Regions from separate parts of the Homo sapiens genome. Here region 2 is linked to region 1. A link is an interaction called in ENCODE POLR2A ChIA-PET data of the cell type or tissue named here. Cell type or tissue: Caco-2. All regions are shown on one strand. Each heading gives the region's core, and the rest is flanking DNA. Links, peaks and the distances in the headings are about the cores only.

Evidence for each region. ChIA-PET counts read pairs that join two places held together with the same protein. Peaks named below come from ENCODE experiments on the same cell type or tissue, not always from the same donor. Only the 100,000 strongest peaks of a DNase experiment are listed, where the experiment ranks them.
Region 2: POLR2A ChIA-PET joins it to region 1 with 5 read pairs; 5 of 35 experiments call an interaction of 5 or more read pairs at or near these places.

Annotation. Positions count from the first base shown.
Region 1 is chr5:157,029,730-157,038,067 of GRCh38, reverse strand. HAVCR1 (hepatitis A virus cellular receptor 1) reads left to right here. Exons shown (of 9, transcript NM_001173393.3): 7 at 707-821; 8 at 5,181-5,214; 9 at 8,227-8,338. The coding sequence ends at 8,335. Among named protein-coding and RNA genes, the nearest start is that of HAVCR1, 25 kb to the left of the region's middle. In Caco-2, for the core only: no CTCF peak of the experiment used is centred there; a DNase peak (open chromatin) is centred at 3,477.
Region 2 is chr5:156,968,930-156,977,267 of GRCh38, reverse strand. No RefSeq gene overlaps it. Among named protein-coding and RNA genes, the nearest start is that of TIMD4, 9.9 kb to the right of the region's middle. In Caco-2, for the core only: no CTCF peak of the experiment used is centred there; no DNase peak of the experiment used is centred there.

The DNA.
Region 1 (8,338 bases), core at 8-8,007:
AGATAACATCACATCAAGTCAATTTATATAAACAATTTTTTTTTCTTTTTTTCTTTTTTTCGAGATGGAGTCTCACTCTGTTGCCCAGGCTGGAGTGCAATGGCGAAATCTTGGCTCACTGCAACCTCCCGGGTTCAAGCAATTTTTTGCCTCCGCCTCCCAAGTAGCTGGGATTACAGGCGTGCAGCACCACACCCAGCTGATTTTTGTATTTTTAGTAGAGATGGGGTTTCACCATGTTGCCCAGGCTGGTCTCGAACACCTGACCTCAGGATGCCTGGGCTCCCAAAGTGCTGGGATTAGAGATGTGAGCTACCATGCCTGACATTTTTTCTTTTTTAATATCACAAGAGGATGTATTTGTGGAAATAGCCTATTGACTTTTAAAACAGTAAATTAAAAAATTTACATACAAACCCATTTTAAGCATACAGTTTTAGTTTTGACAAATGTGTACACCTATGTAAATACAACCTCAAGCAAGCTAGAAAACACCTCCATCATTGTAAAATATGTTTTGCGTTTCAAGTTGTCCTAGATTTTCACCGTATGGTTATAAACTGAGATCATTTGGTCTTACCCTTATGTTCCAGAAGTCCCCAAGCACCAATACAGGTAAATGTGGCTGGGTAAGTGATTCTGGGAAATGTTTTCTCTTCATAACTTTCTAACAAGATGCTTTTTTGATCTGTTGTTGTTTCCTCAGCAACTGTTCCTAGAACATAGTCTACTGACGGCCAATACCACTAAAGGAATCTATGCTGGAGTCTGTATTTCTGTCTTGGTGCTTCTTGCTCTTTTGGGTGTCATCATTGCCAAAAGTAAGTCATTTCGAGATTGTTCCTAAGGGACAAGGGATGTACAGCAAAATTGCCTGGGTTCACTAGTTTCATAAGTCACATGATTTTGATTTCACACGACTTCCCTTTGTCTCCCCAAATCCTCATTTGTAAAAGTCACATGGTAATACCATCTACCTCAAGGGGGAAGGGAAATGAAGTTTAAATGCATTGGTACCTACAAAGCACTAAGAATGGGAGCTGGGTGTGGGGTCTTATGCCTGTAATCCTAGCTACTTGGGAGGCTGAGTGAGGCAGGAGGATTGCTTGAGCCCAGGAGTTCAAGACTAGCCTGAACAACATGGTGGGACCCCATTTCTTAAAAAAAAACAAAAACAAAACAAAAAAGCAAAACAAAACAAACAAACAAAAAAACCATTAAAAAAAGCACCAGCCAGGAGCAGTGGCTCATGTCTGTAATCCCAGCACTTTGGGAGGCTGAGGCAGGAGGATTGCTTGAGCCCAGGAGTTCAAAACCAGCCTGGGCAACATAGTGAGACATTGTCTCTAAAATAAAAGGAAAAGAACAAAAAGAAAAAGCACTGAGAATGGTTCCTGGCACATGACAAGTGCACAGCAATCTTAAACTGTAATTGTAGTTAGAAAGATCCTTTTGCCATAAATCTCTATAAATCTCATGGAAGTTACATTCTAGTGGAGTTTTCACTTAAAACCACTATTTTTTAAACTTGTTATTTTTCAATTATTATTCCCCTATGGAAAAAATTTAATTCTATAAGAATTTTTTTGAGACAGAGTTTCTCTCTTGTCTCACAGGCTGGAGTGCAATGGCACGATCGTGGCTCACTGCAACCTCCACCTCCTGAGTTCAAGCCATTCTCCTGCCTCAGCCTCCTGAGTAGCTGGGACTACAGGCGCCCGCCACCACGCCCGGCTAATTTTTTGTATTTTTTAGTAGAGATGGGGTTTCACCGTGTTAGTCAGGATGGTCTCGATCTCCTGACCTTGTGATCCGCCTGCCTTGGCCTCCCAAAGTGCTGGGATTACAGGCATGAGCCACCACGCCCGGCCGAATTTTTGTATTTTTAGTAGAGACGGGGTTTTGCCATGTTGGCTAGGCTGGTCTCAAACTCCTAACCTCAGGTGATCCACCTGCCTCGGCCTCCCAAAGTTCTAGGATTACAGGCATGAGCCACAATGCCAGGCCAAGAAAAACTAAATACAGGTGTTCCTCAGTACCCTTGGGGGATTGGTTCCAGAGCCCCTTGATTCCAAAATCTGCAGATGCTCAAGTCCCTTATAAAATGGTGTAGTATTTGCACATAGCCTACTCACTTCCTCCAGTATACTTTAAATCTTCCCTAGATTACTTAGAACACCTAATATACAACGTAAATGCCATGTAAATAGTTGTTATATTGTATTGTTTTTATCTGTATTATTATTGTTGTGTATTATTTTTATTTTTTTTTTAATTTTCAATTTGCGAGTGGTTGAAACTGAGGATGCCAAACCTGTGGACATCGAGGGCCAACTGTATCAAGAAATAGGAGTTTGTTGGGTAGTGTTGCGATCTGGAAGTCAACACACCATTGTGATATATAAGATTTATTTTCTCCACCCTACAAGATCTAATTTTTTTCCCTGTGGGGGTGATATTGTTAAAATTTTGCAACACTCATTTAGCAGAAGAGGCACATGAGACACTGGGAGGGGAAACTGATAGCAAGACACAGACTAAAAAAGTAAAACAAAAGTCTTCAAAAAGCAACCACCCCAGGCTTCATGTCTCCCTTCTGCTAACTGTGTGTGTGTGTGTTTGTCTCAGTATAACCTGCCTCCCATAAAAGAACCCTAGTTAGCTATTTTGCAAGATGTGGTATTTGAAGCCATGACTGATTTAGTTCATGGGTCTAGGCAGAGGAGAATCAGAAAATTAAGAGTATGTTTGGCAAATTTGAGGAAGTTTTTATATAATTATTTTGGAGCTTGCTTAGTCAAAGTTATTTAGAAATTGGGTAAAATACCTTGCAGGGAAGTTCAAACTTTCCCTCTGAAATTTTGATACTTGAGTACGCCAAAAAAAAAATAGATTATTAGGAGATTAACAGGAGAAAATGAATACATATTTATTATGTGTACAGAAGCCACACAAAATATGAGATGGAAGAAAGGGCCAGATGACTGGAGCTTAAATACCCTTTTCTTTCTTTTTTTTTGGAGACAGAGTCTCTTGCTCTGTCACTCAGACTGGAATGCAGTGGTGTGATCTCAGCTCTGTGGGGGAAAAGAAAGAGAGATCAGACTGTTACTGTGTCTATGTAGAAAGAAGAAGACATAAGGAACTCCAGTTTGTTCTGTACTAAGAAAAATTCTTCTGCCTTGAGATGCTGTTAATCTGTAACCCTAACCCCAACCCTGTGCTCGCAGAAACATGTGCTGTGTTGACTCAAGGTTTAATGGATTAGGGCTGTGCAGGAGGTGCTTTGTTAAAAATGTGTTTGCAGGCAGTATGCTTGGTAAAAGTCATCGCCATTCTCCAGTCTCGAGTACCCAGGGACAAAATGCACTGCGGAAGGCCTCAGGGACCTCTGCCCAAGAAAGCCTAGGTATTGTCCAAGGTTTCTCCCCACTGAGACAGCCCGAGATATGGCCTTGTGGGAAGGGAAAGACCTGACCCTCCCCGAGCCCGACACCCGTAAAGGGTCTGTGCTGAGGATTAGTGAAAGAGGAAGGCCTCTTTGCAGTTGAGATAAGAGGAAGGCATCTGTCTCCTGCTTGTCCCTGGGAATGGAATGTCTCGGTGTAAAACCCGATCATACATTCTATTTACTGAGATAGAAGAAAACTGCCTTATGGCTGGAGGTGGGACATGCTGGCAGCAATACTGCTCTTTACTGCACTGAGATGTTTGTGTAAAGTCAAACATAAACCTGGCCTACGTGCACATCGAGGCACAGCACCTTTCCTTAAACTTATTTATGACACAGAGACCTTTGCTCACATGTTTTCCTGCTGACCCTCTCCCCACCATTACCCTATAGTCCTGCCACATCCCCCTCACTGAGACAGTAGAGATAGAGATCAATAAATACTGAGGGAACTCAGAGACAAGTGCCGGCGTGGGTCCTCCGTATGCTGAGCGCCGGTCCCTTGGGCCCACTGCTCTTTCTCTATACTTTGTCTCTGTGTCTTATTTCTTTTCTCAGTCTCTTGTCCCACCTGATGAGAAATACCCACAGGTGTGGAGGGGCTGGCCCCCTTAAAGCTCACTGCAACCTCTGCCTCCCAGGTTCAAGCAATTCTCCTGCCTCAGCCTCCTGAGTAGCTGGGATTACAGGCTCGTGCCACCACACCCGAATGATTTTCGTGTTTTTAGTAGAGATGGGGTTTTCACCATGTTGGTCAGGCTGGTCTTGAACTCCTGACCGCCTGCCTCTGCCTCCCAAAGTGTTGGGATTGCAGGCATGAGCCACTGCACCTGGCCTTAAATACCCTTTTCTTAGGGGAGAGAAAAGTGATGGATGTAGACAATTTTAGAGGAAGAGTAAATGATTTTTAGGGGAGATGAATGGGCCCAAAGAACAGACTGTAGGGCAGGACAAATTCCTCTGGACTCTGGATGTGTTGTCAGCTCTAGTCTCCTTCCTGTGATGTGCATCAGTTCCCCCACCACCCCCACCCGCCCCCGCCCCCGCCCTGCCATTGATGAGATATCGAGATATCTGGGGAAAGGATTGACAACAACAGAATATCTTCTGGAGGATCTGGCCTTTAGCTAGATAGGGGAGCTTCAGAGAAAGCCCTTTCCTAAATATGCTCCTCCCCAGGTGCTCTCACTTTGAATTCCAAAGAAGCCTATTTGAGGGTATTGTATTCTGAGCCCTAACAACCTCAAAATATACTTTACTCCTTAAGCAAAAATAACTCATTATTTCCTTGTTTAGGAGAGAGATGACTGGTAGTACAAACTCTTGCAAAAGTATCCTTTGATAGAGGTGACTCTTAAAGTATCTTTATGACCCAGTTCATCTAAAACAAATCTTGGTTGACGCCTGTTGTTCAGTAGCCTATCAGAAGGATCTTGGACTTACTCATTTTTTTTAAAAAAATGAAAGATAATTTAAGAATTGCATTAAAGTTAGGGAGGATATGTGGATGAATACACCAAACCATTAATGAAATTGAGATACTGGACAGTAAATGGCTTGTTTGGGTCCTGCAGAATCAAAAGGGACATGGGAAGGAGACACCTCAAGGTACCAGGGAAAAATCTAAGTAATAACAGAAATAATACACTTGATTGAAAAAAAGATTAAAACTCTTGCTGAGATGTTTAGTTTTCTCTTCAACTCCTCTCTCCCCACCCCTTCAATTTAGAGTATTTCTTCAAAAAGGAGGTTCAACAACTAAGGTAAGCTCGAAAATATTTCTATCAATACTTTTGAGGTTCCTACTCTGGTAAAATAAAAATAGATTTCTGTCTCTCTCCTAAACTCTCCATCGCATACCTTGGATCCTGACAGTCCACTTTAATGAGCAATTCTATTATTTACACCTTCCAGTGATATTTGTAGCTTTGTGTATTTCCCTGGAGTTGTGGCAGAGCTGGTACAGAGGGAGCACCTCAATCCTAAGCAAACCCCATAGGGCAAGATAACTAAATTGCAAGATTTGCTCGATGGAAGTAAACATTGAATGATTTGCTTTAGTTTGTTCTTTTATTTCGTTTAACGCTTTGTCTTTTTTGAGACTGAATTTCACTCTTGCTGCCCTGGCTGGAGTGCAATGGCACCTTCTCGGCTCACCACAACCTCCACCTCCTGGGTTCAAGCGATTCTCCTGCCTCAGCCTCCCCAGTAGCTGGGATTACAGACATGTGCCACCATACCCAGCTAATTTTGTATTTTTAGTAGAGACGGGGTTTCTCCATGTTGGTTAGGCTGGTTTCAAACTCCTGACCTCCGGTGATCTGCCTGCCTCGGCCTCCCAAAGTGCTGGAATTACAGACATGAGCCACCGCGCCCGGCCATTTTTTCATACTTTTAGTAGAGACAGGGTTTCACCATATTCGATGCTTTGTCTTACTGAGTGTTATTGGCTATTATATTCCAAAGAGATGAATATAACAGACAAAAACCATGTAAGCAAATAAGCATGGTTCTTTTACATGCTTACAGATAAACACCATGGGGACTATAGAACAGGATAAGGATCTGTTTGATTGAGTGCCAAGAAAGCAGCTAATTTGGAGGAAGATAATTCCTGGCTGCAGGGGCAGGGAGTGCAAAGGCACTGAGGTAGGGCAAGTGCCTCCAGTTTTCCACAGCTTCCATCATTCCCTGCTGCTCCCTACCCAGCCTGCTCCACTGATCTATATTAGCTGTCTAGCCTTGCAGGCACTTGAATTTGCCTTTAAAGACCTTTCAGTCTACCCTGCTGCCTAGTTACTTTTTTTTTTTTTTTTTTTTTTGAGACACCCAGGCTGGAATGCAATGGTGTGATCTGCAACCTCCACCTCCTGGATTCAAGCAATTCTCCAGCCTCAGCCTGCTGAGTAGCTGGGATCACAGGCACCTGCCACCATGCCTGGCTAATTTTTGTATTTTTAATAGAGACGGGGTTCTGCCATGTTAGGCTGGTCTCAAACTCCTCACCTCAGGTGATCCGCCTACCTTGGCCTCCCAAAGTGCTGGGATTATAGGCGTGAGGGACCGCACCTGGCCCCAGGTACAATTTAAATCCCCTTTACTGCATCTATGCCCCAAGGCCATCTGCCACACTGCCTGTAGTGGTAGGAGACAACTACCTAGTTCTAAAGCCAGCCAGCCTGCTTCATTTGGTTCAGGCTGAGTTTTAAGCAAGGACTTTCTCTGATTCAGAATCTATCCCTCTTACTTAGGCTGCCATCTATTAAGTCTAGTTCTCCTTCATTGGATGCTTGTACACAGACTTTCCTGAGTCTGAGTTAATTACCTGAGCCAATCCACAGAACCTGTCTGAACAGTGCCCAGCATACTGTAAGTGCTCAATACACATCGACTTTTGTTATTGCATTCAAGCCCTTCACAGCAATAAACTGCGAGAGAGGCACTATTCTCATTTTACAGATTGGAAAACAGTTTCAGAAATGTTGAGTGACATGTAAGGTCACATCACATAGCATATAAAGGACTCAATCTCACGAATCTGTGCTCATAAATATTTCTGGAATGGAAGAGAAATGTGTAAAGTATAAAAAAAGCCAAAAAAAAAAAAACCCACACTAACAAATTATGAACACTTCTTCATGACATTATCTTCTCGGCAGTTATATCACACTGAGTCATTTGAGCTCATTGACACTTAAACTAAGTGTCTTCACACATGTATGACTGACCTGTTTAGGGACCATAGTGGAGCTTTGTTTTTCACAGTTCTTTAAATGTGTGGACATGTGTTTCATCTGCAGCTGAATGAAGACAAGTTCCATATTTTGGGGGCAGGCTTTGGTAACAAATAGTCACTATATACAAATATATAAAAATAACCAGTTACATCAAAATGCTACACGTAAGTTAAAACTAAGTCTACTTTCTTCCCTCACTTGTATTTCCACTGTTTCTACTGATTTCTTTTTTTGAGACAGAGTCTCCAGCCCAGGCTGGAGTGCAGTGGTGTGATCTCGGCTCACTGCAACCTCTACCTCCTGGGTTCAAGTGATTCTTCTGTCTCAGCCTCCCAAGTAGCCAGGATTATGGGCACAAGCCACCACACCTGGCTAATTAAAAAAAAAATCTGTAGAGACGGGGTCTCGCTATGTTGCTCACGCTGGCCTCAAGGGATCCTCCTGCCATGGCCTCCCAAAATGCTGGGATTAGAGGCATGAGCTACTGCATCCAGCACAGGAAGATTTTTAACACTATGATCCAGTGTATACTTGTGAAACAGTACTATTTAACTATATTCAATGTTTCTCTGTTCTGTTTTTATCTTGAATATAGGATGTAGATGGCTAAGTAGATTTAACAACCCTCTCTAAAGGATCACAAGCTACAGTTGGAAAAGCACCAGTCATCCAATGCTTAGCCACATTTGAAAATATGCATCTTGATTCAGCCACTTAGTTTGATGTCAGAGCTCTGTATTTTTAGATTTTCCATTTTTGTATTCTATTATGCGAGTTTCAAAGAGACCAGTCTGAGTTTTTGAATACTTCTTAGATTGTCTACATGCTTATTAAACAGACTTTTCTTCAACTTAATAATAAGAGCCACACCTTTTACAACTCTGGAAGGCACTATTTATTTTATACTTTGTGTGAACGGGGCTCCTGGAGTCTCGAATACCTGATATTGCCTGATCATAAACAAAAGTGCAGCTTATATGTGAGAAGTGGTCTGCTTTTTTTCTTACTCATGTTATTCTTCAACAACTCTTTCTACAGTGTTTCATTTAGCAGCCTTCAAATTAAAGCTTTGCAAAATGCAGTTGAAAAGGAAGTCCAAGCAGAAGACAATATCTACATTGAGAATAGTCTTTATGCCACGGACTAAGAC
Region 2 (8,338 bases), core at 152-8,151, 61 kb after region 1:
AATTTTTGTATTTTTAGTAGAGATGGGGTTTCACCACGTTGTTCAGGCTGGTCTTGAACTCCTGACCTCGTGATCTGCCAGCCTCGGCCTCCCAAAGTGCTGGGATTACAGGAGTGAGCCACCGTGCCTGGCCAACAATGGTCATTTCTTCCACCCTTCCCTTAAAGCTATTTTCTCAAAGGTCATCAATGGTTTCTTAATTTTTAATCACGTGGTCTTTTCTCTGTTGAGATCAATAAGTATTTATTGGGTATATACTTTGATATATGATGGCAGGGTCTATGTTAAGTGCTGGGGCTATGAGATGATTTCACTACAGTTCCTGTGTTCCAGGAGATCACACTGTGGTTAGAAAATAGATATGAAGGCTGGGCATGGTGGTTCACGCCTGTAATTCCAGCACTTTGGGAGGCTGAGGCAGGTGGATCACAAGGTCAGGAACTCTAGACCAGCCTGGCCAACACAGCAAAACCCCATCTCTACCAAAAATGCAAAAATTAGCTGAGCATTGTAGTGCACACCTGTAATCCCAGCTACTTGGGGAGGGTGAGGCAGAAGAATTGCTTGAACCTGGGAGGTGGAGGTTGCAGTGAGCCAAGATTGCACCACTGCACTCCAGCCTGGGCAACAGAGCAAGACTACATCTCAAAAAAAAAAAAAAAAAAAAAAAAAGATATGAAAATGGATAATCTTAATATAATGTTCTAATTACAGAGACAAGGTGTGCCCAGGTTGCTGAAGTTCCCACTGGAGCTCAAGTGGGAACTTGCACTGAAGAAGATGTGTTGGAGAAGATTCAGTCTGAGTTTGAAGGGTGAACCAATTAAATAAGATTAGGGAATTTTAGGCAAGTGGTTCTCAGACCTAGCTATACATTTAAGTTAAAAAAAAAAATGCTAATGCCTAGGCCCCCGCCCAGACCAATGAAGTCATGTCTAGGGGTGGAATCTGCATCCCTCTTGTGATTTTAAGATGTAACCAGATCTGAGAACCACAGCTCTGGACTGAGAGAGAAACAGGAGCCAGGCACAAGGGTGCAGAATGGTTGGAGATGTAGCTAATGTCAGAACCTTTTAATTTTTTTTTAATAATGAGATGGGTCTCGCTATGGTGCCTAGGCTGGCCTCAAACTCCTAAGCTCAAGCAATCTGCCTGCCTTGATCTCTCAAAGTTCTGGGATTACAGGCGTGGGCCACCACAGCTGGCCTGGTGTCAAAGTCGTTGATCCCAGACTGTCTCACTCCAAAGAATGTTCTTAACCACTTCTCATTACTGGTTCCACATGACTGAGGTATTAGTCAGAATATGTAAGATTATGCTGTGGTTAAACAAACAATAATTTAGTGGTTTAGAATAACAAAGTTTGGGCCGGGCGTGGTGGCTCACACCTGTAATCCCAGCACTTTGGGAGGCCGAGGTGGCAGATCACGAGGTCAAGAGATCCAGACCATCCTGGCCAACATGATGAAACCCCATCTCTACTAAAAATACAAAAATTAGCTGGGCGTGGTGGGGTGTGCCTGTAGTCCCAGCTGCAGGCTGAGGCAAGAGAATCACTTGAACCCGGGAGGCAGAGGTTGCAATGAGCTGAAATTGTGCCACTGCACTTCAGCCTGGCAACAGAGTGAGACTCCATCTCAGGGAAAAAAAAAAAAAAATGAATAACAAAGTTTGCTTTTTATTTTTACATGTTTCCATTGAGGATCATGGGGGTGGAGGGTGGGGCTCTACTTAACATCATCCTTAATCAGAGACCCAGGTTTGGAGTCTTTCACTATTTGAAGCCAGACAAAGGAAACATAGTGAATTGTACACCAATTCTTTTAGGCTTCCACCTGCAAGTGGTCCATGACACTTTTAGTTACATGCACTTGCCAAATTCAGTCATGTGTCCATAATGAGCATCATGGTGATGGGGGCATATTACACTATTATGTACCTAGAAGAAAACTAGAATATTTGTAAAAATAATTAAGGCTATATGAAATAAAATTAAACTCAATTGCCAATGGCAGCCATTTATATGCATCTGAGGTCCCACACTATGGCACCTGGAAGAAGTAATTTCACTATATTTGCACCAACCAGGATATTTCCAGGGGAGTTTAATGCTGTACTTTTTGATTCTTACATCCAGTTCTTCCGCTTTCAATTCTTGCCTTCCTTCCTTCCTTCCTCCCTCCCTCTTTCCCTCTCTCTCTTCCCCCTCCCGCTCTCTCTTTCTCTCTTTTCTTTCTTTCTCTTTCTTCCTTCCTTCCCTCCCTCCCTCCCTCCCTCCCTCCCTCCCTCCCTCCCTCCTTTCTTTCTTTCTTTCTTTCTTTCTTTCTTTCTTTCTTTCTTTCTTTCTTTCTTTCCTTCTTTCTTTCTCTCTTTCTTTCTTTCTTCCCTCCCTCCCTCCCTCCCCCCACTCTTTCTTCCTTTCTTTCTTTCCTTCCTCTCTCTCTCTCTTTTTTTCTCTTTTCTTCTCACTCTCTGTTTCTTTTTTCGAATGGGTCTTGCTCTGTCACCCAGGCTGGATAGCAGTGGTGCAATCATAGATCACTGAAGCATCAACCTCCCAGGCTCAGGCGATCCTCCCACCTCAGCCTCCATAAGTTGCTGAGATTATAGGCATGAGCCACCATGCGTGATCCACTTTCAATTTCTTAACAAACATCTGGCCTTGCCGGCAGAATAAAAGTTGGGTTTCCAATATTTCAGTACTTTCTGTATTTCTTCAGATGGAAACTCTTTCCTCTTCCGAGACTAAAACTAATGTAACAATGACTTTTTGACGCAACTGCAACATGTATCCACCCAAGCTCCATTTCTCCTTTTCTATTTGTGGATCCTCCCTTTGTCAGGTTGATTTATGAGGCCAATTGACTCATGCCAGCTTCTTCCCATCTTTTTTCCTTTGCTTATAAGTTGAAACTTTTTCCTACGTCTTATGACTTTAAAGAACTTGCCCATAAGTAATCTCACTTAATTCTCAAATAGACTCTACACTGAAGGCATTATTCAATCCTTTTTTACAAATAAAGAAAATAAATTTCAGAGGTGAGACAGGGTCTCACGAAGATTTCTGAAATATTTACATCTTCTGACAGCCACTCTTACCTTCTTTCCACTTTGTGTTATTTTCTCCTATTAATGAATCAAAATGTTGACTCATTCATTCATTCATTCTTCAGGTACTTATTATCTATTAGAAGCCTGGCATTGAATCAGCCACAGGGTTGTATGTACTTGGTCTCTGTGCTCTGCTGTCCATTGCTCAGGCAACAGCCTTTTCTTCTTCTAACAGGACTCTAATTTTCTTCAGGGAACCAGCAGGTTTCATCTCCCAATCTGAAGGACCCTAGATCCCTACCCCAGGCTCAAGGCGTAGGCCTGATTGGTCTAAACCAGTCATACCAAGAACCCAAAAGGAAATGCAATAAAAACAAAGATAAATAGCTGGGACCTAATTAAACTAAAGAGCTTTTGCATGGCAAAAAAGAGCAGTCAGCAGCATAAATAGACAACCCACAGAGTGGGAGAAAATCTTCACAATCTATACATCTGATAAAGGACTAAATCCAGAATCTACAATGAACTCAAATCAGAAAGAAAAAAAAAAAAATCCCATCAAAAGTGGGCTAAGGACATAAATAGACAATTCTCAAAAGAAGATATACAAATGGCCAAATAATTATATAAAAAATGCTCAGCATCACTAATGATCAGGGAAATGCAAATCAAAACCACAATGAGATACCACCTTACTCCCGTGAGAATGACCATAATTAAAAAATAGAAAAAAAACAAAACAGTAGATGTTGGCGTGAATGTGGTGAATGGGGAACACTTCTACATTGCTAGTGGGAATGTTAACTAGTACAGCCAGTATGGAAAACAGTGTGGAGATTCCTTAAAGAACTAACAGTAGATCTACCATTTGATCCAGCAATCCCACTACTGGGTAGGATTTTACCCAGAGGAAAAGAAGTCTTTACTTGAAAAGGACACTTGCACACACATGTTTATAGCAACACAATTCACAATTGCAAAATCTTGGAACCAACCCAAATGCCCATCAATCAATGAGCAGATAAAGAAACTGTGGTGTGGAATACTATGTAGCTATAAAAAGGAATGAGTTAACAGCATTTGCAGTGACCTGGATGAGAGTGGAGACTATTATTCTAAGTGAAGTAACTCAGGAATGGGAAACCGAACATCGTATGTTCTCACTGATATGTGGGAGCTAAGCTATGAGGATGCAAAGGCATAAGAATGGTAGAGTGGACTTTGGGGAGGACTTGTGGGGAAGAGTGGGAGGAGGGTAAGGGATAAAAGACTACAAATATGGTGCAGTGTGTACTGCTTGGGTGATGGGTGCACCAAAATCTCACAGATCACCACTAAAGAACTTACTCATGTAACCAAATACCACCTGTACCCCAATAACTTATGGAAAAATAAAAAATAAAAATAAATAAATAAACCAGTCATAGCCACCTCATGCAATAGATTTGGGGGTAAGCTGGTGGCTTAGTTCTGGATAAGTCAAGTCTGCTGAGAAGGGCTTCTCTTCCCAAATAAAAAGTCAAAGACTAACAATGTGAAAGCCTTTCTGTCTCCCCTTTGCCCTTCCCAAACATGAACTTGATGTCCAGAAGTACCTCAGCCCTCCTGTGACCAGGGTGTGACAAACCAGTATGGAGGAACAGAAAGAGAAGAGTCTGGCTCCTTGATGATATTTTTGATTCCTTGGGCTGTCTACATCCAGGCTTCTTTTTATGAGAGAAAAAACAAGCTCCTTATATGTTTAGGCTTCTGTGAATTGGACTTTCTGTTCCTTCCAGTTGACTGGATTCCTAAGTGACTTAAATGATTGTTTTGGCAACAGACTCATAAAAAATTTCTATTTGTACTAGATTTGTTAGTCATTGCCTACCAAACCCAGCCACTTCTGAGCAACCATACTCCATCCACAGCCCAATTGCTGAAACTGCAAATGGAATGGTAGCATTCTGCACGGTGGGATCTTTCTTCTCCAGGGTAAGGCTGATCTCAGGGTAGCCAGTCACAGAGGCAGCCAGTGGAAAACAATCTGAGGCTTACCTTGGAAAATGCGAACCAGAGGGGCTCAAGTTCTCCCTCAGGAATCTGGCATTTAGAATAGAAAGAATGAGTGAGTGAGCTCAGAGAGCTGGGTTGAGGGTTACTTAGAGGATTTGGGGCTAGGGTGTATAATAAGGACCATGAGAAAGCTGACCTTATGAGAAAGCTGGTCAGGGGAGAGGTTCAGAGAGGGACAGAAAGAGATACCCCAGAGAAGAGCAGAAGTAACACCTTGATGTTTCCTAATGAGGTGCTGATTCCAGATTGCCTGTGCCCTTGTCATGAGTAACCTCCTCCTCGGGGTGATTTGAGTGAATCTCTATTCTTGTCCTGATATCAGCTCGAATATACTAGGCAGTAAAAGCTATATTTCGAGTTAAGTTTTCAATGTCTTCCAATCCCTCTTTCCTTGTACGTATAGTGCCAAATATAATACCTCCTTTGAGGGTTTGTTGCTGGGATTACATGTGAACAAGACCTAGCAGAGTGTTTAGCACATAGCCACAGCTTAGTGAATGTTCATTCCTTTTCCATTTCCCTAGCGCCTAGGTTGTGAGTTTATTGAAGGCAAGAATGACTCATCTGATATGACAGTCTCAGGGCTTAGCACAGTGCCTACACATAACATGAACTCAATGGGTTGGCAAACATTTTCTGTTAGGACTAGATAGCAAATATTGTTGGGTTTGTGGACCATATGATATCTGTTGCAATTATTGAACTCTATTATTGTAGTGTGAAAGCAGCCATATGCTAAAAAATGGAAGTGACAGTGTTGCAATAAAAGTTTATTTACAAATATGGGCATTGGGCTATATTTGGTCCATGGGCCTTAATTTGCTGACCCTTGCTATAGATGATGAAGAAACGAATGAATAAAAATGAACGAATGGGATTTTATTTAATAATGCCATTTACCAGAAAGAAAGTATTGGTACTATAAAGGACTCTTTATCCAGAAAAACCTGGATTCTATTTTCATCCCATTACATAAGAGTCTTTTATCTTCTCTGGCGTCATGCCTTTATTGTAAAATGGGGTCTGATAATCCCTTCTTTGTTTAAAGGTTTGGAACTGTCAGGTCTGTAAAGGTAAAATCTATGCCTTATTTGTCTTTATTCTCAGGGCCTAACAGAATTCTCACATGTCTAAGCATAATAGGTTGACAGGCACTTGCTGAATGATTAAAAGGTTGAGGTGAATCAGATGTTTGATGAAGCAGGTGGTTGGACCAGATAATAGTATAAACTCTTGTATTACTTATTCATTTATTTATTTTTTGAGACAGGGTCTTGCTCTGTTGCCCAGGCTGGAGTGCAGTGGCATGATCTCGGCTCACTGCAACCTTTGCCTCCCGGGTTCAAGTAATTCTCATGCCTCAGCCTCCCAAGTAGCTTGGACTACAGGCACATGCCACCACACCTGGCTATTTGTTGTATTTTTTGTGGAGATGAGGTTTCACCATTTTGCCCAGGCTTGCCTCAAACTCATGAGCTCAAGCAATTCACCTGCCTCGGCCTCTCAAAGTGCTGGGATTACAGGTGTGAGCCAGGGTGCCCAGTCCTAAACTCTTAAAATAGGAAAAACTTTAAAATCATCCAGCCAAATTCTCGCTTTGCAGAGGGTTTTTTTGTTTTTGTTTTTTTCAGAATTAAGATTCCAAATGACTGCAAACCCAATGCAAATTGACTTAAGCCCAGAAGGAAATGTATTGCCTCATTGATGTGCCTTGTTTCAGGGATTCCACTCATGTCATAGACCTAGACTTGCTTTAGTTCCTCACTTGCCTTCTGCTTGATTGGTTCTCTTGTGAGGTAGGCTTTCCTCGTTGGTGGCAAGACTGCTGACATTAGCTTCCAGCTCACTTCCTCACAGCTCAGACCACAGGAAAATAGAGAGGGTCTCTATCTGTTAAAAGTCACAATAAACATCTCAAGATTGTGTATCCTTGACTTCATTTGAGTCAATTGCCTATCCTTGAGCCAATTGTGCCCATGAATGAAATCAACGCCACCTGAACTGCATTGACTGAGAATGAGGGAAGTCCGGTTCTCCAGAGGCAAACCTCCAAATGCAGAGAATGAAGGTGGCAAAAACATGAAATATCCAGCACTGCTTTGGACTCTGTCAATAATATGCTTTAATAAAAACTGAGCATCAAATATTAGGATGTTTGTGAATATTCTGAAACTTGATCATGGAATCTAACTTAGGAAGAGACAACCAAGTTTAGTCTCTTTTTCCGGTGTTTGACCCCTCCAGATACTAGATTACTTTTAACATTTACACTCTTAAAACAAAGGAATATGTGCATTTTAAAAAATGAATTTTATTTTAAAGCAGTTTCAGATTTGCAGAAAAATCAAAGATAATACAACAGAGTTCTTATGTACCATACACCTGTTTCCCCTATTATTAACATCTTATATTAGTGTGATATATTTATTAAAATTAATGAACCGGCCCGGCGCTGTGGCTCATGCCTGTAATCCTAGCACTTTGAGAGGCCAAGGTGGGTGGATTGCTTGAGGTCAGGAGTTCAAGACCAGCCTGGCCAATGTGGTGAAACCCTGTCTCTACTTAAAATACAAACAATTCGTCGGGTGTGGTGGCAGGTGCCTGTAATCCCAGCTACTTGGGAGGCTGAGGCAGAAGAATCGCTTGAACCCAGGAGGCAGAAGTTGCAGTGAGCCGAGATCATGCCACTGCACTCCAGCCTGGGCAACAGAGCAAGACTCTGTCTCAAAAAATAATAATAACAATCAAATCAAATCATATAAATGAATCAGGATTGGTACATTATTATTATCTAAAATCCATACTTTATTTATATTTTCTTACTTTTTAGCTAATGGCCTTTACCTGTGCCAAGATCCCACCTGGGATACTACATTAAGTTTATTATTTATTTATTTATTTAATTTATCTTTCAAAAATAGAGACAATGTCTCACTATGTTGGCCAGGCTGGTCTTGAACTCCTGAGCTCAAGTGATCCTCCCACCTCAGCCTCCCAAAGTGCTGGGATTACAGGTGTGAACCACCTCACTTTGCCTGTTTTCTTCATGTCAGTGTCATGGGTTTTGAGGAGGAAGTCCATAGAGATAAAGTGACCCTTATATTACATCATGTCAAGGGTACATATTATCAACTCAACTGATTGTTGATGTTGATCTTGATCAACAGGCGCCTGAGGTAGTATTTGTCAGTTTTCTCTACTGTAAAGCTACTCCTGCCCCGCCACTCCCCAT